Regions from separate parts of the Mus musculus genome. Here regions 2, 3, 4 and 5 are each linked to region 1. A link is a loop called in an ENCODE intact Hi-C map of the cell type or tissue named here. Cell type or tissue: heart. All regions are shown on one strand.

Evidence for each region. Hi-C counts contacts between places; a loop is a spot of excess contacts. Peaks named below come from ENCODE experiments on the same cell type or tissue, not always from the same donor. Only the 100,000 strongest peaks of a DNase experiment are listed, where the experiment ranks them.
Region 2: it touches region 1 in a loop (9-fold over the local background); 17 of 42 quality-filtered maps call a loop at or near these places.
Region 3: it touches region 1 in a loop (8-fold over the local background); 19 of 42 quality-filtered maps call a loop at or near these places.
Region 4: it touches region 1 in a loop (2.5-fold over the local background); 11 of 42 quality-filtered maps call a loop at or near these places.
Region 5: it touches region 1 in a loop (4-fold over the local background); 26 of 42 quality-filtered maps call a loop at or near these places.

What each region holds. Positions count from the first base shown.
Region 1 is chr15:36,577,055-36,581,054 of GRCm38, forward strand. No RefSeq gene overlaps it. Among named protein-coding and RNA genes, the nearest start is that of Snx31, 23 kb to the left of the region's middle. In heart, a CTCF peak has its summit at 1,704 (motif pointing left); a DNase peak (open chromatin) is centred at 1,637; H3K4me3 peaks cover 660 bases; H3K27ac peaks cover 1,627 bases.
Region 2 is chr15:36,704,473-36,708,472 of GRCm38, forward strand. It overlaps Gm41296 (a long non-coding RNA gene), which reads right to left. Exons shown (of 3, transcript XR_875148.3): 2 at 1,123-1,214; 3 at 1-235. Among named protein-coding and RNA genes, the nearest start is that of Gm41296, 3.1 kb to the right of the region's middle. In heart, a CTCF peak has its summit at 1,748; no DNase peak of the experiment used is centred here.
Region 3 is chr15:36,162,126-36,166,125 of GRCm38, forward strand. Fbxo43 (F-box protein 43) reads right to left here and starts at 2,736. Exons shown (of 5, transcript NM_001081253.2): 1 at 2,345-2,736; 2 at 1-1,044. The coding sequence starts at 934. In heart, a CTCF peak has its summit at 2,023; DNase peaks (open chromatin) are centred at 2,726 and 2,816; H3K4me3 peaks cover 1,118 bases; H3K27ac peaks cover 566 bases; H3K27me3 peaks cover 2,151 bases.
Region 4 is chr15:36,520,273-36,524,272 of GRCm38, forward strand. It overlaps Snx31 (sorting nexin 31), which reads right to left. Exons shown (of 14, transcript NM_001347022.2): 11 at 3,171-3,284. Among named protein-coding and RNA genes, the nearest start is that of Ankrd46, 25 kb to the left of the region's middle. In heart, no CTCF peak of the experiment used is centred here; no DNase peak of the experiment used is centred here.
Region 5 is chr15:36,498,219-36,502,218 of GRCm38, forward strand. No RefSeq gene overlaps it. Among named protein-coding and RNA genes, the nearest start is that of Ankrd46, 3.4 kb to the left of the region's middle. In heart, a CTCF peak has its summit at 1,770 (motif pointing right); DNase peaks (open chromatin) are centred at 1,763 and 2,383; H3K27ac peaks cover 765 bases.

The DNA of each region.
Region 1 (4,000 bases):
CCAGCAGCTTCTGTCCTCCAGAAGGGACAACCAGAAACTCTCCCTACATTGCCACTCATTCAGGAGAACACTTTAAGGTAAAATCTCTCTGCACTGGGGCAATCACTCAGTCACGAAAGTGTGTCTGCCTTGCAGACCTGAGGCTCTGGGTTCTGATCCCCGGAGCCCACATGAAAGCAGGGCATGGTGACATATTCCTGTCACCCCAGCACTGTGGGTGCAGAGAGAGGCAATCTCTAAAGCTCACACCAGCCAGAGTAGCAGAAGCAGTGAGCTCCAGAGACTGTCTCCAAAAATAAAGATGATCAGGAAAAGATGAGGGGTGGCAACCTTTGGTTTATACACACGCACACGCACACACATGTATATACATATACTTGCACACCCATCGACACATATCCACACTAACAATTACATATACTACACATACACATACAGGTGCACACACATAGGCACACACAGGCACACCACATACACACACAATAAATAAATCAATCTTGTCCCTACAAGAACACATATATAAAAGGGTTGGTGAGCTCACTCAGTGAGTAGCAAGACTTGTTATACAAATCTGGTGATGAGAGTTCAATCCCTGGAACCCCCAGAAAGGTGGAAGGAAAAAACAGCTCTGCAGAGCTATTCCCTGACCACCATACCCCACATATAAGAATAAATAAAAAGAATAAATGACTATTCTCAAGAGAATAGTCCTAACAACATCCTTCATAATAAATTAGAACACAGAAAAAAATCATTAAATAAGGACCCAATAAACAAAATGTGGATTTTGTTTATGGATTTCACACAGTGAAATAGAATTCTATTGCTTAAGACACTGGCATGAGCACCGCTGCATGAGCCTCAGGGATAAAGCTTGCAAACAGGGAGACAAGCCAGAAGCAAAGGCACTAAACTCATCACTTGATTTATATCAATCTCCAGAGTAGGTGACTCTGTAGACTCAGAAGTAAAAACTGTGTTGCCTGGGAGTGGGGTTTTGGGAAGTGAGATCACAGACAGAGGGTTTTTTGAGTTTTTTGAGGGATGGTTAGGGTGGTGGTTGCATAACCATGCGTGTGTTCAGCAAGCTCGTTGAACTGTACAAATTTTTTTAAAGATTTATTTGTTTGTTTATTGTGTGCGTGAGTACATTGCCACTCTTCAAACACACCAGAAGAGGGCATCAGATCTCACTACAGATGGTTGTGAGGCACCGTGTGGTGGCTGCAAATTGAACTCAGGACCTCTGAAAGAGCAGTCAGTGCTCTTAACCGCTGAGCCATCTCTCCAGCCCCTGAACAGTACACTTTAAATGGGTGAGTTACAACATATGTAAATAACAGCCCAATAAAACTGTCACCAGAGGAATTAAAAAATAAGCCATCAGACCCCTCGCTGCTCCATCCTGTCCTGTTCGACGCCAGATCTTCTGACCGGGTCCTCCAAGGGGCAGGCCCTGAGGAGTGGATGGATGTCAGCACTTCCTGGGAGTTCGCGATGCCGCTGAATTGTGTAGTCCTCAGACTGGATGGCTGATCCTCACTTTCAGATCCGGAGAGAGCAAGGGCCAGAAAGCCAGCCAGGGCTCCCTCGGCAGCAAGCAGCCGCACCAACACTGGTCTCTGCATAGCAGTTGCTTGTGAACTTCCGCCTCTTGACAGAATCTTACAGATTAAGATTGGCACATGGCGCCCCCCTGTGGACTACTGCAGAAGGCTCCGCGTTCACACTGCTGCCAGGCTTTGCAGCACTCATGCTCCTGAGGGAAAGAAGTTCCCGTTCTCCCTCCCACGGTGGGACTGGCTAACAGACAGACAAGCCTCCACTCTGACTCCCTCTTGCCCAGGCAGTTGTCCTTTGTGTGCAATGTCTTTGCTAATTGCCCAAATACTTCCAAGAGAAAGATACAATCAGGGGGAGCCATCAAGAACTTAGGCAGTCCACGATCAAGTGGGCACAAAAAGTACTTATCACAAGTACAGCAGTGCCCTGTTCTCCAAGTTCAGTCTTTGCTGATCAATTAAACTGATGTTTTTCTTTCAATTTTGAGGATTGAGCCCAGGGTCTAGGCAAATGCTGTACCACTGAGCATATCTGTAGACTGTGTGTGTGCTTGTATGTGTATCCATGTATATGTGGGGTGTGTGTGTGTGTGTGTGTGTGTGTGTGTGTGTGTGTAGGACCAGTACTTTATTCTACAAAGAAGAGGGTCTTTCACTGGGTCTGGAGCTGACTGAATGGCTAGAATAGCTGACCAGGAAGCCCCCAGTGATCCTTCCACTTCAGCTCTCCCAGGGAGGGGATTACACACACCCAGACTCTCACGCTAGTGCTGGGATCCAAACTCAGTCCTCATGTATGTACAGTGAACACTTTACATCTGAGATCGATATATATATCTGTCTGTCTACCTATATAAAGTGTGTGTGTGTCTGTGTATTCTATCTAGCTATCACCTACCTATCTATCATCTATAGCTCTCTCTTTAAATTTTACTTATTTTGACATGGGGCTCAATAGGCTGTCCCAGCAGACCTTTGACTTGTGACCCTTGTGCCTGTCTCCTGAGTAGCTAGGATGGCAGCCCTGTGCCACCAGGCCCATTCTGATTGGACTAGTTCTTGATAAAGGCTTGCTGTAGTGGCTCCACTTGCAAGTGGTGAGGTTGCCCTTTAACATGGGTCTTCTAGAAATCACAGCATACATTCTAACACCAATTCCTGATGTTGGTTATTCAAGTACAGCTTCCAAGGAGAAGAGAGAGTGTGATTTTAGGCAAAAGATCTCCCAGGTAGCCCTCATAGTACTGTCCAGGGCATATAACAACATTTAGTTCAATCTGTTGATTACCTGTCTACTGGACAGCTTATGTATCTTATCTGCACAAATCTTCCCGATAACCCACAGGAGTTGTTATCATTGCTTTACAGTGGAAAACACTAAGAAGGGCTGAGTGGGGTGAGCAGTAGAGTAGGGTTCACGCTCAAATCTTTGCACCTGTTTGTTCTCTCGCTGCCTCCGACCCCTTTCTGACTTTAGCACCACAAGTTATGAACACTCCCTGTCCTCCTTAGGTAGCCTTTAGCCTCTAAGGAAACCAACGAGACTTCATTTACCAAAACTTGAGTGCCATCAGGCAAGATGCCAAGACACGAAAGTGAGGTGTGCCACTGTCAAGGTCACTGTGGTGGACATACAAGTGCACAGGCATGATCAGGATCCTCAGCCCAGGCTCCAAGACAGTCTACAGTGTCACAGCTTGGCCTCAGGTAACAGAGTTGAAAAGGTAGAGGGATTGATGCCAACAGTGCCAGCCCAGCTGGCAAGAGGCAGGCTGGCAAGTGGGACGGTATGCAGCACTCCATTTCCATTTTGAAGAAGCACAAAGATACAAACATGCAGGCTCTCCTGGCATTCCTTAAGGGCTTCACCCTGATGTTCTGGATCTGAAGAAGAATTCTTTGTATATCTTAGATATTTCTAGAAGCCTTTGGCAAACGTGTTAGTGTTCTAAAGTCCAATGCTTAGGGAAAGAGGAAATGAATATGGCAAGAACTGGTCTTTCAAGATCCCCTGGGTACTCAGGCAAACTGACTGCATTCAAACCAGTAAAGGTGGCCAAGTTACCCGGATGTTTGTCTGAGACAACACAATGTTGTGTTCTGTATGGCCAATTCATGTGGACTTATCGAGGGGCCATGCTGGCTGCAGGCTCTTATCTCAGAGAGCATGTGAACAAGGGTGACTGCTGTAAACACCATGACTGCTTGTTTGCTTCAAGGGATTTTGGGTTGGGTTGGTTTGTTTTTCTGTTCTAAAAATAAAAATAAGAATTCAAGTAGTCAAGAAGCAGAGGCAATCTCAGACAAGTAAAAAATGCATCCACAAAACCATGGTGGATCAGGAGAGCCTTGGGGACTGACCCCACTGAGGTGCACAGCAGGAAACAGCTGCTGTGCTCTTTGCTAAGCTGGTGAAAACTGCTGTGCTCTTTGCTAAG
Region 2 (4,000 bases), 130 kb after region 1:
GGGGGTAGAGAGTGTCCTCCTCTGTTCCTACTTCTTCAAGTCCAACAAGATAAGGATCTGGCTTGTTCAACTCTGAGTCTCTCAGGCTCAGCTTCTTAGACTACTTACTATCCCCTCTTGTTTTTCTGAAACAGGTTTTGTTATTTTTGCTGCTGACTGGTTGTTTACATTGCTGCTGAGCACATGGCTCAAGTGGGTACAGTGCTCCAAGTACAAACATATTGTGGCTCATAGCCTGCAATACATGAGACAGAAAAGTCACCCATTGTTAATACTTAGTGGAATGTCTTTAGATAGAAAGATTGTACTATTATTTTCTCCATTAATCAATCAATCGATTAATTAATTAATTCACTTTACATCTCAACCGCTACTCTTTCCTCTGTCTGCCCTCCTGCTCCCCGCCTCACCCCGTGCTATTATTGACTCTTACTTTCACCTGTGCTGACCACAAACTCATAGCAATCCTCCTGCTTCAGTCTTAGATTACAGGTATAATCCATCAGGACCACAAAGGTTGTGTATGTATCAGTCAGGTGATAAAAAGTCTTCTAATTTGTCACCATGAACTCAACCCCCTTTGAGGTCAGGATTTGCTCACTTAATGAGCAAATATTTGAGGCAATGTCTTGTGAAAAATCCCGTTAAATAAAGGGAATTGGCTGTGTTTGGAAGTAGGACCAGGAAGGAGATCATTAAAAGACAGGTGAGGTGGGAGAAGGGACCAGCAAACCTGTAGGTCCAAGCGGGAAAGGGAGAGCGGGGACCCCAGCATCTTTGATCTCTAACACCCTCCTAGCTCAGCCCTGACCAGGTTCCTCTAGGGCAGACGTTCTCAAGCCCCTTGATACTGTAATCCTTTAATACAGTTCCTTATGCTGTGGTGACCCCCAGTCATAAAATTATTTCACTGCTACTCATAACTAATTTTCTTACTGTTGAGTCATAATGTAAATATCTGTGTTTTCTAATAGTCTTAGGGGACTCCTAAGGGTGAAGGGGTGATTTAACCCCAAAGATTTCAAGATCTGCACATTGAGAAACACCTCTCTAGTCTCTTCCCTAGATGGTGACACTGCTCTAGGCTCCTCCCCAGGTGGTGACACTGCTATAGGCTCTTACCCAGGTGGTGACAGATGGAAGTTGGGTGCCCGTTCCTTTAGAGAACTTTAGAGTTCTTTCCTAGACGTGTCACAAGAGGGTAGTGTCTCCTCCTGCAAGGAGACCAGAAGGAAGCATGAGGTGGCAGAGATACACTCACTGAAAAGTGGGTAAAGATGCTTGCTACCAAGCTTGGCAGCCTGAGTTTGGTGTCCACAACCCACACAGTGGAAAGAAGGAACTGATTTCTGAAAGTGGTTCTCTGACAACCATGCAGTCGTATGCATCCGTAACATGCATGAGCGTGGGCCTGTGTGAGCATACCCCGCCCCCCCCCAATCAATCAATCAATCAATCAATAAACAAATAAGGTTTTACAAAGAAAGGTGGGCACTCCTGAGGCTTTTTGTTTTCTAAAAACAGATTGACTTTTTTTTTTTTTCTCAGATGGAGACGGCTTGGTCTACGTAGCTGCTCCAGGTCACTATGGACTGATTGTTCATTAAGGGTGGTTCATCTCTCTTAACTTAGTGGCTGTGGCTGCAGTGGAGAGGAAGTCCTGGCTCTGGGTAAGGTACCTGGGTGCCTGTGAGCTTGGCTTCCTAGTTGCTGTTCCCAGCCACAGCACGCTCTCACCACCTGGTGACCATACACTTCAACTGCAAGGCCTGCTTTGAAGATGTTGGGGAAGCAGCCTTTCCTGAATGGGAAGAAAACCTCTAGGCTAAAGTCATGGGCAAAGAGTTGCTTGGTTTTTTTTTTAATTCATAAATAGTAATCTTGAGGAACCCGTTGGGGTTGCTCTCTTCTCTGGGTTAGCGTGCATCTCGGGTGTGTTTCAGGAATACTTGCTGGACATCTCACCCATGGCCAGAGTGGTGAATGAAAGTTAGCAGGTGTGCCACAGCAGGGGTCTCAAGCTTCCCACCCTCTTGGGTCTCCCAGAGCCTCCCCAGAGAGAACCCGGAGCTCAGCCTCCTGCCAGCCTCCCTGCTCTCCAAAGACAGACTTTGGTTTGGTTTTGTTGGTGAGATCAAAAGAGTTGAAGAAGACTTTGAAGTTAACACATTCCTTCCTAGGAGGGGCCAGATACCCTAAATCCCCCGTATTTACTATTTGATTCTGTAGCTTCTCTTACTGTTGGCTTTGTAGCTCTGCCTCACTCATTGTGCAGGGGGAACTGTTAAACCATTAACACTCTAGTGTGAAGAAGAGCCTGAGCCACTTTCCTTAGGTAAAGCTTCCAGCTTGCAGGGACTTGGACAGGGATTAAAGAGAGAGTGAATGTGGGTGGAGAGGGCCTAGAGTGTGGTCTTCCTGTGATCCTGGGGCCAAGAGGGGCAAGGGAGACCCCAAGGGCACATTGCAAATCCCATCACCCCAATCTGCAGGAACACTGATAAAACATTAGAGGGCCTGCAAGATGGCTCAGCTGGTAAAGGTGCTTGCCACCAACCCCGAGGACCTGAGTTTAAGGTTTAAGTCTTGAGAGCTATATGTTGGAGGGAGCCAGCTCACTCTTGCATATTGTCTTCTGACACACACACACACAACTTTAAAGTTGCAGTTGATGGAGGGAGATAGGATGGGAGGGCTGTCTCTAGGATACACAGAGGCCCTAATGGAGACTCCTGGGAATGAGGGTGACTTTTATGCAGTGGGGACATGTTGATTGAGCCCTGTGTGCATATTCTTCTTTGCTACCACCCAGGCAGTACCATTTGCCTCATTTTTGTTCCTAGCCTAACCCCTGAGGCTGACTGGGGCCATAGCTCTACTCTCAAACACTGAGAATCATGAAAAATCATGGTGGGGGCTGGAGACATGGCCCAGTGGTTAAGGGAACCAGCTGCTCTTCCAGAGGACCCAGGTTCAGAACCCAGCACCTGACATGGCAGCTCACAACCATCTGTAACTCCAGTTCCAGGGGACCCCTTCTGGCCTCATGGGCAGCAGGCACACGTGGTACACAGACATACGTGCAGGCAAAACACTCATGCACATAGAATAAATAAATAGAAATTTAAAAACAATAAAGAAAACAAAACTGTCAGTACTGATCAGTTGTGTAACACTCCTACAAGTTATAGGTTATCTCAAATTTAGAGAAAGATAAGTGTCCCGCTCCCCCCCCCCCCCCCGTTAGAGATTAGGTCAGCAAGAGCCAGAGAGATGTTATATTCGCACACCACTTTCCAGAAATGTGTTAGAATAGTGATATCTTCAAGTTCATCTGAAGTTCATTATATTTCTTCGCATAATTCTCAGTGGCTGTTGGGGAGGCCACGCAGAAAACATCTTGCTTGTGACTTTGGTGACACACTCACAGCAAAGGCTACCCAACATAGGACTTGCCACTGCTACTATTAGTAGAAACCAACTTTGGTCCTGGCTTCCATTAAACTTAAGCATAAATAGGTACAGCATTCTTTGCCTTCTTAAGTCTCCATTACTGGGTGATCTCGTACTACACAGAACAGGAAGTACATTGGATAACTTTGTGGGGTTTTTTTCTCCCTTGTTAATCTATTTTCTTATGAAGGTAGATGTGAACCTAAGATCTTAAGAAAAGGTATTTCTTTCCTTTTATGTCCCCGCGTCTTTCTAGGTGACTCCATCCACTGGGGTTAGACAATAATTCATTTCTGGGAGACAAAATCCACCAGTAATATGTAGGAGCATATTTACAACAAAGAGTTACAACACAGGCTCTTAGTGGTCCTATAGCAGTCACAGAAGAAAAGAAACCATGGAATATCTCCTAGAGACTAGAAGGATGCTGAGCAGGGACATTCCTGCCTCAGACTGGAGTTACACAGGTAGGGATGCTCTAGGGTCTACATGAGTGAGCTTGTGGCCAGGAGGGACTGGCAAGGTCACCTCTATTAAAGAGCCATGT
Region 3 (4,000 bases), 410 kb before region 1:
GGTCCCCAACTTTGGGAGTCACCCTGTGTTTTTGAAGCAGTTCTTGAAAAGAGCCCTCTTGGTCAGAGAGGAAATCTTCTGATTTGTCCCAGCTAAGTGAGCAAAAGCCACTGTCTTCAGGTGTAAAAAGACTGTCTCTCACCTCTCCTGAAGAATCAAGAGTTTGGTTTCCATTAAATTTGATTTTTGCTATGAGACTACTTACTGGAGTTACAGATGTAGTCACATCTGCTCCATAGGTTGTTTGGCTACCACAGGAGCCCAGAAGTTCAGGACATGTATTCTCATCACTAACACTTAAACTGCTGTCACTAAAGTGTGTGATAGAATCTTTAAAATCATTGCCTTCAATTGGAGACAGACATTCCACTTCAAACAAGCCACAGTTGTCTTTGGAATCTTCAATGGTGGAAGTCTTGTGCTGAGAAAAATGTAACCTTGAGTTCTGACTGTTGGAAACCACATCCTCTGTTTTTATCGTGCTGGTAACTAATGGGCTAAAGTTGTCTTCCTTTGGGAAACCTGAAGTGCTACCTGGCAAATGTTTTTCTAGGCTAACACCTTGGCTTATGTTACTTTCCAGAGATCTGCTTTGTGAATCAGAATCCCCCTTCAGAAGAGGGAAAGAAAAGTCTAGCCGCCTGCGTAATGTGCATTTTTTCCTTCTGAGTTTAGGAGTCTCACAAAGTTCTGGGCTTTTATCCTTTTCCTTCCTTAGGGACACAGACTTCATTATTTGACTGGGAGATACTGCAGAATTGGGGGAACCTAAACTTGGAGTTTCAGGATGCTCACAGGTTAGCATAGGCTCTTCTTCTTTCTTATTAAGGCTGCAAGATTCTGACAGCTCGTGATGGCCCCTATATTTAAAGGAGGATGTGGAACAAAAGTCTATGAGGCTGAGACCCTTGACAGTGACAGCAGAGGAGTCCATATTGCTTCCTGCTCTGTGGCTGGCTGAGTGCCTTTGGGATATCTTCAAGCTCTCTGTTTTTACCAAGTAGATACAAGTTTATTCTTCCTTTGTGATGTGCAGCCAAGCAACTTATAACAAAATATATAATTTGTGTTAAATATAGATAATAGGAAATTATGTGATTTTTTTCAAGTTACTTAAAAACAAATTTTCATAATAAACTGTCCTAAATGTCCTACTTAAAATACCACCTTGCTATAAACTGTATTATATTCTGATTACTTGACAACCATAGGCAAAGCACCAAGCACAAATATTTACTTGAACTATTCTTAACAAAAACATACCAGCCTTATTTTCAGATTATTTTGTTACTGTATGATTTTAGTTAGCAAGTGTATATTCGGTTGCAACATTCTAATGTCTCTGTGTTCAGTTATTTCCTTTCAAAGCTCACCAGGCGAGGCTGGGGCTGCGGCTCAGAGGTCAAGAGCTTTTGCACTGCTCTCACCAGATACCCAGGCTCGGTTCCCAGCTCACATCCTCATGTTCAATAGTGTCTCTATGTATGTCTCTATGGGCACTGTACTCATGCACATACACAGACATACATAATTAAAAATAAATCAGAAAAAAACCACTATGTTTTTTCTTTTTAACATTTATTTGTGGGTGACACACATGCAAACATAGCATGCCATAGAAGTCATTTCTCTCGTTCGGCCACATGGACTTAGACATGTATGGTATGTAAGTTAAATATGTAGTTTAAATATTACAAAATAACCTGCTACAAAAACCACAAGATCCGAGGCTCACTGCTATAAAGCAAAGTGATTTTTAAGCCTCTTCCGCTTTTGGGCAGTTTTGACTTCTGATCCCCTGTGCTTATGACTAACTTCTGCGCATGCCTGGTAGGACAAGATGATTAAGCTCTGCTTTCTACAAATTGCTCCAAATAGTAAGTTACAATGTTTCCTCTCATAAATCACTTTCTCCTGAAAAAATATTAATTCAATCAATTTGCGAAAGTTAGAGCATGTGCATTTACTGTATTGTATTGAATTTTATTCCATGTGAAATTTATTCTAAAAGTGACCTGTTCTGCCACTTCACCACTAGGTGCCTCACCAGCATAAGATTTGGGAAATGGAAGCTAAAAACCGTTGGGAATAAAGTAGGAGCCCTGATACACGCTCCCTACTTGGGAAAACCAGAGACTCTGTCGCTGCCTTCATCCTCATCTTGCTTATACACCAAAATGCCTGCTTCAAACTTTGAAAATTATTCATGCAACCACAGGCTGATGAATCAAACAAACCTTTTGATGGCAAAAAAAAAAAAAAGTTCTGATAAATCACTCAGAACTCCTATCTACAAAGACTTACGCAAAATAAAAAAAAATAAAAATAAAAAAAAAAGACTTACGCCCTATACAAGTCAGAAAACTGCTTCGTTAAACCGATGCTCTCATTAAAGTGGAATATCTTACCACCAGTCAACCTTGAGTTCTTAAGACATGTCAAAGTAAGGTAGGCTTCCAAACAACAAAGTCTGTCATCTTTGCCTTTAAAGTTCATGCCGAGGTACCACCACTTAAGAGAAAAACCTCAACAATTAACGGAGCCCGGAGCAGCGCCGGGACGGCTTCAGGAGGGGCAGCGGCTGGGAAGGTCAAGTCGCTCGGAATCTCTCCGCCCCGCAGCAGCCGCACTCTCCGGCCTCTCTCCAGCCAGTCTTGGACCTGGGGGAATCTCCCGACTAGAGACCAGAGATGCCCCCCCACCGGAGCTGCCGAGCCGTCTGCTGCGGGCGGGACTAACGGTCGTCACCCGGACGTGCGGGCGGGCGTGCGGGCGGGAGACGCCCCTGGGAGGAGGGCGGAGCGGCTGCGGGCCGGCGCACCTGGGCCGCGCCGCCCACCTGAGCCGGGAGCCTCGGCCGAGCCCGCCCCTGCCACCTTTCCCCGCCCAGGGCACCACCCTCCCCACCTTCCGTCTGAGCGCTCGCCCCGCCTCCCCGCCCTCATCCCTTCGCAGCTCCGCCCTGCTCCATCCAGCTCTCTGTTGGTCCCTGCATCACTGCGTGCGACCAGACTGGAGGGACGCATCGGTTAGAAAACCTGCAGTGCCAGGCATCATCCCTGGAAGTGTTTCGCCCGATGTACAAAGTCAAAGAATCCTATCAACAGCTTTGGATAGTAAAGGCGTAAATACAGCATAAGGACGGAGAGGTTGACTTCCTAACTATTTGATTTTGGGTTAAGAGAGTGGCAGTGGTCCCTGGGAGTCCACTTGAACTTGTTAGGTAGCCAAGACTGTCCTGGAACTCCTGATTTTCCTGCCTTCATCTTCCAATGGCTAGGATTACAGGAGTGCCCCAATAAACCCAGCAACACCCCCCAACTTTGGTTTTGGTTTTGTGTGTGTGTGTGTGTGTGTGTGTGTGTGTGTGTGTGTGTGTGTGTGTGTGTGTTTAAGACCGTGTCACATGAAGTCCAGGCTGGACTTGAACTCCCGATCCTCCTCATTCCACCTTCCAAGTTCTGGCGTGTGCCACCACACCTGGTTAATGATTTTTTTTAAAAATAGTTTATGATTTTGCCCTCGTTTCTACAGTGAACAAATATATAAATTTTGTGAATAGACAAAAAAGAAAAAAGTTGTGAGTCACACCTCTATAGTCTCTGCAGTCAGGAGGCAGAGGATCTCCATAGAGACCAGCCATGTCTACATACCAAGTTTCAGGTCAGCCTAAGCTACATAGCCACTGACCTGAAAAAAAAAAAAAAAAAACCAACAAAACAAAAGTTATGAATAAATGAGTGACTGTGTTTATTGGTTTCAGACATTCCTTTTTAGGGATCAGAAACAGCCAAGAACCTATCACACCAAATACATTTAAAGTCTTGGCTTTCATTCAGTGTTCCAAGAATGCACAGCCTGACCCCCATCGCCTGTCTAGCTGGTCTTCTCCGAGCAGAGACTCTTTTCTTCCTGGGACCACTGCAACAAGACATTCCACCTAGGCAGTGTTCAAAGTTTTATCTTCTCCAAATTGACACAGGTCTCAATCAGAACCTCA
Region 4 (4,000 bases), 57 kb before region 1:
CTCTGGCCTGGTGACCCAGCCGCCTCTGTTGTTCTGAGATGCTGCACTGGCTGAGCAGAGCTGAGCTGAGCCAGCAGGAGGGAGGGGGTGGGGGCAGTGGGCTGGCGAGCAGAGTGCAGGGGAGCGTATGGTAATGGAAGTTTCAGGAGAGCGTTCTCTTCCCAGGCAGTGCTACAGCTCTTGTGACGGATGCTCTCAGATGATGGAGTCATTCTCACACAACTCTATTCCTTCTGGATAGGAGCTTATATACAGTTTGGGGTGGGTGGGTCTGACAGCAGGTGCTTCCTACTGGCTCGGCCTGAGATGCCTCATCTACAAGAGAAGGGACTTGTGGGCACTGCCCCTACGTGACTGATAGCCACGATTCTCTCTATGGAGAGCTGTGGCTACGTGGAGTCGGGAGCAAGCAAAGCTCCTACCATCCCTTCTGGGTCTCCGGGGCTTCAAGCCCTGGCTTGACCTTACCAGGCTTCCTCTCATGGTCCACCACACCATAGGTATGTTCAAGCCTAATTTATAATAACTAGTCCTGCACATAAATGTAACTTTCACATGCAGGTGGTTTGGACATTTAAATGGCGTTCCACAAGATATGAACTGATCCCATTATTTTCCTATGCTGTTCATGCAAGCATGTAGGCTAGGGTCTCTATCAACCAGATTAGGCTTGCTAGGTACAAATAAAACAAAACAACCCCCCCACCCCGAGCTTGTGTTTAAGGAGCACGGAGAGAGCTTGTCCTCCACCCTCGTCTGTATTTGGAATGCAGTCCCATTCGTGGCTTCTGTAACAAGGAGCCCTTTGGGTATCCGCCAACACGATTCATCTTCCATAGAAAGCACAATCTCACTAGAAATCCGTTTTTAAACTGTTTACTGTGCTTCTCTGCGGAGGCTTAACCTCATTTGCGGCTGTTTAGATTAAAAGACTAACAAAATTTAACAGCACAGTATTCTGAGGAGAGAGTGAAGGAAAGGCGGTTTCAAGTCTCTCTGTCTTCCCAAAGACCTGCAAATTGCACAAAACTTCCTATTTTCTTCCTAAGGATGCTTCATGCTGAAGGAAATTACTTTGTGGCTAGTTTTATGTCAACTTGACACAAGCTAGAGTCATCAGGAGGGAGCCTCAACTAAGAAAATGCCTCCGTAAGACCAGGGTGTAGGAAAACTGGTAGGGCATTTTCTTACTTAGTGATTGATGTGGGAAGGGTCCAACCCACAGTGGGTGGCGTCATCCCCGGGCTGGTGGTCCTGGGTTCTATAAGATAGCAGGCTGAGGTAGCCACATGAAACAAGTCAGTAACTAGCACGCCTCCACGGCCTCTGCATCAGCCCCTGCCTCCAGGTTCCTGCCCTGCTTGAGTTCCTGTCCTGGCTTCCTTTGATGAGGAACAGTGATATCAAACTGTAAGGCAAATTAACCCTTTCCTTCCCAAGTTGCTTTGGTCATGGTGCTTTATCATAGCAACCGTAAAATCCAGGCTAAGCCGTCTCAGGAGCGTTTCTCTCCCTAGGACTGCAGTTCTTTTTGCTTTTCAGAGGACACTGATGTGAACACAGCTGTGTCAGGTGGTTGAAAGAGGGCTTTGGTGACCAGAAACCAAAATTCTCTGTGTAACTAAGCAGGACTCACGTCGAATACAACATTAATGTAAAGTTTACCGCAGTATTTTTATTAGAATTTAGAACCTAAAACTATTTATTAATTTTAAGATTTATTATTTTTATTTATGGTATGACCTTTGGCCTGAATGCTAGTGCCCACAAAGGCCAGAAGAGGGTGTTGAATACTAGAACTGCAGTACTGATAACCAAGTGAGCCACTGTGTGGGTTCTGGAAATGGAACCCAGGTCCTTTCCAAAAGCATTAAGTATTCTTAACTGCTGAGTCATCACTCCAGCTTCATCATCACCATCACCACCAGCATTACCACCACCATCACCATCAACATCATCACCATCATTACCACCACCATCACTACCATCACTACCATCACCACCATCACCAACACCAACATCACCACCATCACCATCATCACCATCACCACCATCACCACCATCACCATCATCACCACCATCGCCATCACCATCACCACCATCACCATCATCACCAGCAGCAGCAGCAGCATTTTAGTTTTTCAAGACAGGGTTTCTCTATGTAACTCTAGCTGTCCTGGAACTCACTCTGTAGACCAGGTTGGCCTTGAACTCAGAGATCCATCTGCCTCTGCCTCCTGAGTGCCCCTTTATTATTTTTTAATTAAAAATTTTTTTCATCTGGAGTTTTGACTCCAACTTGAAATAGCTAAGATGGGGGTTTGTTGTGATTGTTTCTTTTCCTTTTGGGGGTTCCTCTTCAGTTTAGTTAGACACTTATGATCTGGATGTTCTCTGCTAAGAGATTCTGGTTTTGTTCGGGGTCTAAGTGTCTGGCTCTAACCTGGTCATGAATTCTGTTCTTCCCTGGCTAGCTGCTTGATTCCTAGACTCCTCTGAGCTGTGAGTGAGACAGAGGCAAAGCTGGGAGGAGTTTACTTTTCAGCTAAGAGGCAAATGCTTATCTTCTCAAGTCAAGCCAAAGGAGTATTGGAGATGTCAGGTGCGCACTCTCAGCCCTCTAACAGACACTCTGTGGTCTAAGCCTGGGGTCAGAGAAAATGTCCCACCCCACGGATTGCTTTCCTTGATTTCTGTTTGGGTCAGGCTGGCTTCAGGCAGAAGTAGGTGATAACTGGGAGAAAGTAGATCATTGGAGGTGTGACCTTCAAGGGAGCATTAGGACCCCACCCCTTCCCTCTGTCTACTTCCACACTGGGACAGTTTGATCCACTACGTGTTTCCACCATGATGTTTTGCCCTGCCACAGGTCATGGGACCAAGTGAATGCATTGTCTGAAGTCTGAAGCCATTGGACTTGAGAGTTACAATAAACCTCCTTTGAAATGATTTTCTCTTCTCTCAGAGCTGGCTAAACTAAGTTCTCTGAATTATGACCATGGTGACCAAGAAAATAAAGCAAATATAAGAGCAAAGTATTTCAGTCCCGTGCCAGTGAAGGACACACACACACACACACACACACACACACACACACACACACGGGCGAGGTGAAGTACTGTGTTCTGTTCCCATCAGCCCGCAAGCCATGCTCTATCCTGAGAACTCACCTGTTTGGTGTAAATAACAAACCACTGCTGGCAACTATCTTCACTATACTGAAATCTCAGCTCTAGGTTCTGGTTGAGAGTTCGCTGGGGCCCATCGGTATCCAGCAGAGTTCCCTACAGAGGAAGACACCATGAACATGCCTTCGGATATAGTGCTTGTGATATCAACACAGCAACAATTCCCCCAAAGGCTGTCGGTCTCCCCAGGAGCCGTGGCAGTAACTCAGCACAGCACAGCACAGCACAGCACAGGAAATGTTATTAAGGGGGCAGGTACAGGTCTGGGAGGGTAGGAGCACAGAGGAAGGCTTCCTGGAAGGAGGGGCATGAGCAGGAAGAGAGGCCATCCAGAGGGGCAAAGTTCATCAAATTTGGGGCCACAAAGTAAATTTCCACAAGTTTGAAAGTAATAAAATCACATAATTTATCTTCTTTGATCCTAAAGGAGGGTCAAAAGACTGGAGCGGGCGGGGGGGGGGGGCAGTGTTAAGAGTTGGTCCCACCCATTGTGTGGGGAGGTGGAGAAGCAGCCATGAGATGAGGGAGGGAGAGAGTTATGAGGGATAGTGAGATGGTTGATGAGACGGTTCTTCATCAGCAATGAAGCAAGAAAGAAGAGTGGAGAGAAAAGGCAGAGAAATTTCTGCATTCGAGGTGTGGCAGCCAGAAGCATGGAGTCACATCCGTCAAGACCACAAACACAGCAAGAAGAAGTGCAGATGAACTTAAGGACAAGGGACAGGTCTGCTGTGGGAAAAATGAGGCTGCAATGTCCCTGAGACCCAGAGGGAGGTGGCCAGCAGTGGGAGGAGGGAGACACTGGGCAGTGG
Region 5 (4,000 bases), 79 kb before region 1:
CTTGACACAGTGAAGACTGAACATCTTCATAGATGATACTTTTATATCCCAGCAATATCTTGATACTTAATGGGAGTGACCATAAATCAAAGATTATATTTAGTCATTTTACATGCCAGGAAGGCGCACAGTGTTATCACCCTGCTAAAATCCAAGTGCTACATTGCTTTTCGAGGCTCTTCAGAAACTCCCTACCTTACTCAGCTTCTAAAGCCACCTCTGTCCCCCTGCTGTGGCCATTCCTCCATTCGATGCCTTTTCTCTTCCCTGGATTTCGCCTCCATGCCAGAATCTTCTCAGACTTTCTCTCACATCTTATCACACTCCTGTGCTTTGTGGGAGACTCTTAGATGCTCTAGAATGATCTCCTCATCTCAGGACCCTCGTTTGGATGATCACTCTCGAAAAGTCCCCTTTCCCTGGAGTGACACTATCTACATGGCGTCTAGAGTCACCCAGGAGGTGCCCTGGGTGGGCCTGGAGAGCATTATCTTGGTTACATTAACTGAACTAGGAAGACCCATCCTTTTCGGGCAACACCATTCCCTGGCTGTGACCTTGGCCTGTGTCCACAGAGAAGGGAACTGAGCAGAAGCAGGCACCCGTTGCTGTCCACTTCCTGACTGTGGATGCACTCTGACCAGCTGTCTCAAGCGTTTATGGCCACAGCTTCTCTGAAGAGATGGACTGTGCCCTGAACTATGAGCCAAAACTAAGCTTTTCATTCCACAAGCTTTCTTTGTCACCTTTCTTTATCACAGAAACAGAGAAAGAAACTAAGACACTACGCAGAGCTGCATGTGTGTAGGTTCTGGAGACTGTGGGGAAGCGGACATTTAAAGGCTGCCATCTGTGTCTGATCTTAGACTTTAATCAGGAAAACGTCCCTCTGTGTATTCGTCACCACAGATACATTTGGTTGCAAGTTCCAACTGGGATAAGATAATGGAATAAAGGAGCCTTTTCCATTGAGGAAAAGACAGCAGTGATGTGTTTGGATAAATGTTTATTCTGAGACTCCATATTTATTCTTCGGAGTTAGAGGGCACCACGTGTATGGCTCCTGTGGTGATAGCGAAGGATCGATCTGTGTTACAGAGTCCCACGTTTACCCTTGAATTCTCAGCACCTCCACAAGAGGATGGGCACGTGGGCTGCATTGGGGATTATTTGCTTAGTGGGTCTCCACCGAGTGGCACAGTGGAATCACCCCAGGAACTTTAAAATCACCTGCGCCCAGTCAAGACCGATTCAAAGTTGTACAAGAGCGGAGTGTGGGCGGCTGTGTTTCTGCTGCTCCAGGAATCCGAATGTGTAACAGGGCTGGGTGGAGAAGGCCGAGTTAGATCCAAGCAAGGCGAGGACAGAAGATTGCTCAGAGCAGGAAATGAAAGTCTAGGTTGTGCTGATTAAGCCTTCCTACATGGTCTCAGAAAATGCAGAAGACTTTTAAAAATACAAATGGGGACCCTAGTCTGAAGAATACAATCCTCTAGTCAGAACCAGTTCTCTGTGCAGAAAGAGATGTGTTCAGAATGCTGAAGTGTTTTTTAAAAAACACTCAGGACTTGTAAAGAAAGAGGTCCCTCCTAATGCAGGGTTAACAGTGCATGCCTTTAATCCCAGCTCTCAGGAGGCAAAGGCTGAAGGGCCTCTGTGAGTTTGATGCCAGCCTGGTCTACAGAGTTGTATGACAGCCAAGGCTACATGAAGAGACCCTGCAGTCGTGTTCCAGGTCTTTTTTTGTTTGTTTCTTGTAGTACTATATATTGACCAGGAGAGGGCGATATGCTCCTGAAAAGCGTGGCTCCCACAAGTCTCAGGTCTGGTAACTAACAGTGAAATAGGTGCAAAGGTCCCTGGGTTCTCAGACAGAACCACAGACTGAGCTGACCGAACGCCATACTATAGCATGTATTCATTGGCACTAGGCTGGATCAATCTCCATCCCCTAACAGTCTGAAACACTTAAACCCATATAAATATATGTGCCAGGCAACATCAGTTTTCTTTTTCAAAACTGAGGAAAAATTCAAAGCCAAGAACTAACACAAGAACATTTTCTTCCAAGAACCAACACAACTAGAAAGTGTCGCAAGCCAAACTTTCAAAATAAGAGTTCTTTTCCTTGTTAATTACAAAATAAACATCTTGCAACTTGATTTTGTGTGTGTGTGTGTGTGTGTGTGTGTGTGTGTGTGTGTGTTTGTTTGTTTTAATTAAGAACGATGAAGCCGAAAGCCTGGAAAGGAGATGGTTGTTTTTCTTTGCCATGCCAGAAGCACCGAGAGCCACCCAAAGCCATCCCGGCTTTCACTCAGAGGAAATGAGCACTCCACAGAAACACAGATAGTGTCCAGCAGTAATTTCCTTCCCTCCCACAGTTGCTCAACAGCCAACACCCTGCAAACCCTGCTCAGGGGACTGTGCTGCCAGGCTGTGGGAGTGCAGAACTACTGTGCGTGTTGATCAGATAAAGGGTTTGTTCTGGGAGCTGCCTTATGCAACTGTACCAGCTGCTCAGGGATGGTTTAGAAAGGAGTGTTGGAGGATCAATAACCAACAACTGGCTGCCAAAAGTTCTTTTGCCACCAAACCTGCTGGCCTGAGTTTATTCCCCGATGCTTGTTAAGTCTGGGCACAGAAAAAGCTAAAGATTCCCACTGGTCCCCCAAAGCCTGGGGACGTCTGCTCAGTGAGCAGCTCAGAACATTCCAGTCCTCTAGGTTGTCAGAGGGCTCACTTCAGCCTAAGTGTGAAGCTGAGCTCAGCGCAGGGACTCCAACAGAACTGAAGATTTACTGCATAGCAGCCTTAACTCTCCCCATAATCTCAACACACACTCCCAGTGACCGTTACACAGAAGCAAAGGCATTCTTTAGTCCTGCCTGAGCTGGCCTCTGCCATGCAGTCCTTTCAAAACGCTGGTCCTCTGCTACATTTCCACTTTTATAATACTGTGACCTCACTGACAGGGTGAAGCCGAGGTCTGTTCACCTGAGAGTCAGAAGGGAAGGCTTTTTCTGCACAAACAGACTGAGACGTCCTCAAAACCCATGTTCCTGACCAGGAAGAATGGAACCTCTGACTGGTTTGTAGGGGGAGATGGGGCAAGCCTGAGAGGCAACTCTGAGCCTATATATTTGTTGCTCCAACCTGTTGCTCACATCCAAAATGTGACCCTTAACAGTGACTGCAGATTTTTTTAAGAACCCCAAAGATGTACCCTGGGTACATCCTCTAGCTCACAAGGAAGGATTAAGAAATAGGAAAAGAAAAAAAAAAAAAAAAAAAAAAAAAAGCTTGGTTTTGTTGTATCGTCCCCAAATCCACATGTTGAAATTCAGTCACCAGTGTGATGATATCAAAAGGTCAGGCATTTAGGGAATGATCAAGTTACGGAGGCAGAGGCCCCTGGATTAAATGGTTACCTTGCAGAAGAACTTAAGGGGCAAGTTCCTTCCTTCCTGCAGGCCGCATCCAGCAGTGTGCAGATGGGGAACAGAGAACATCCTGAACTAGATGGTACCAGTCCTCCCAGCCTCCAGATCTGTGAGAAAGATATGTGTGTGTTCCTTTGTTTGTTTTGTAAATTATTCTGCCTCAGGGATTTTCTTATATTAAAGAGAAACTTCTTAGCAAAGTACAATTGTACCTCAATAAATGTTGGGGCACATATGAGACTCAAAAGTACATTTGTGGAATAACTGGTCATAGTTTTTCTAAGTCACTGCAACACAGTTTAATCCTGTGTGGCAGGCAGCACAGAATACCTTTGCCCTGACACTTTTTTGGCTTGCAAGGACAGGAACGAGGTTATCCCAGAAGGACAGGCACTCTCCACTGTGTCTCCCATAGCCAATCTCTGCCAGCCTGGTTGGCACTGCACACACTGCTCCTAAGGCGGGGAATAACTAAAAAGCAGCCAGGAAAGTCCAGCTGCCCCCGCACTGAGGTTTGTATGGGTGTCTTCCATTTTTGTAAGGTAGGATCCTTCACT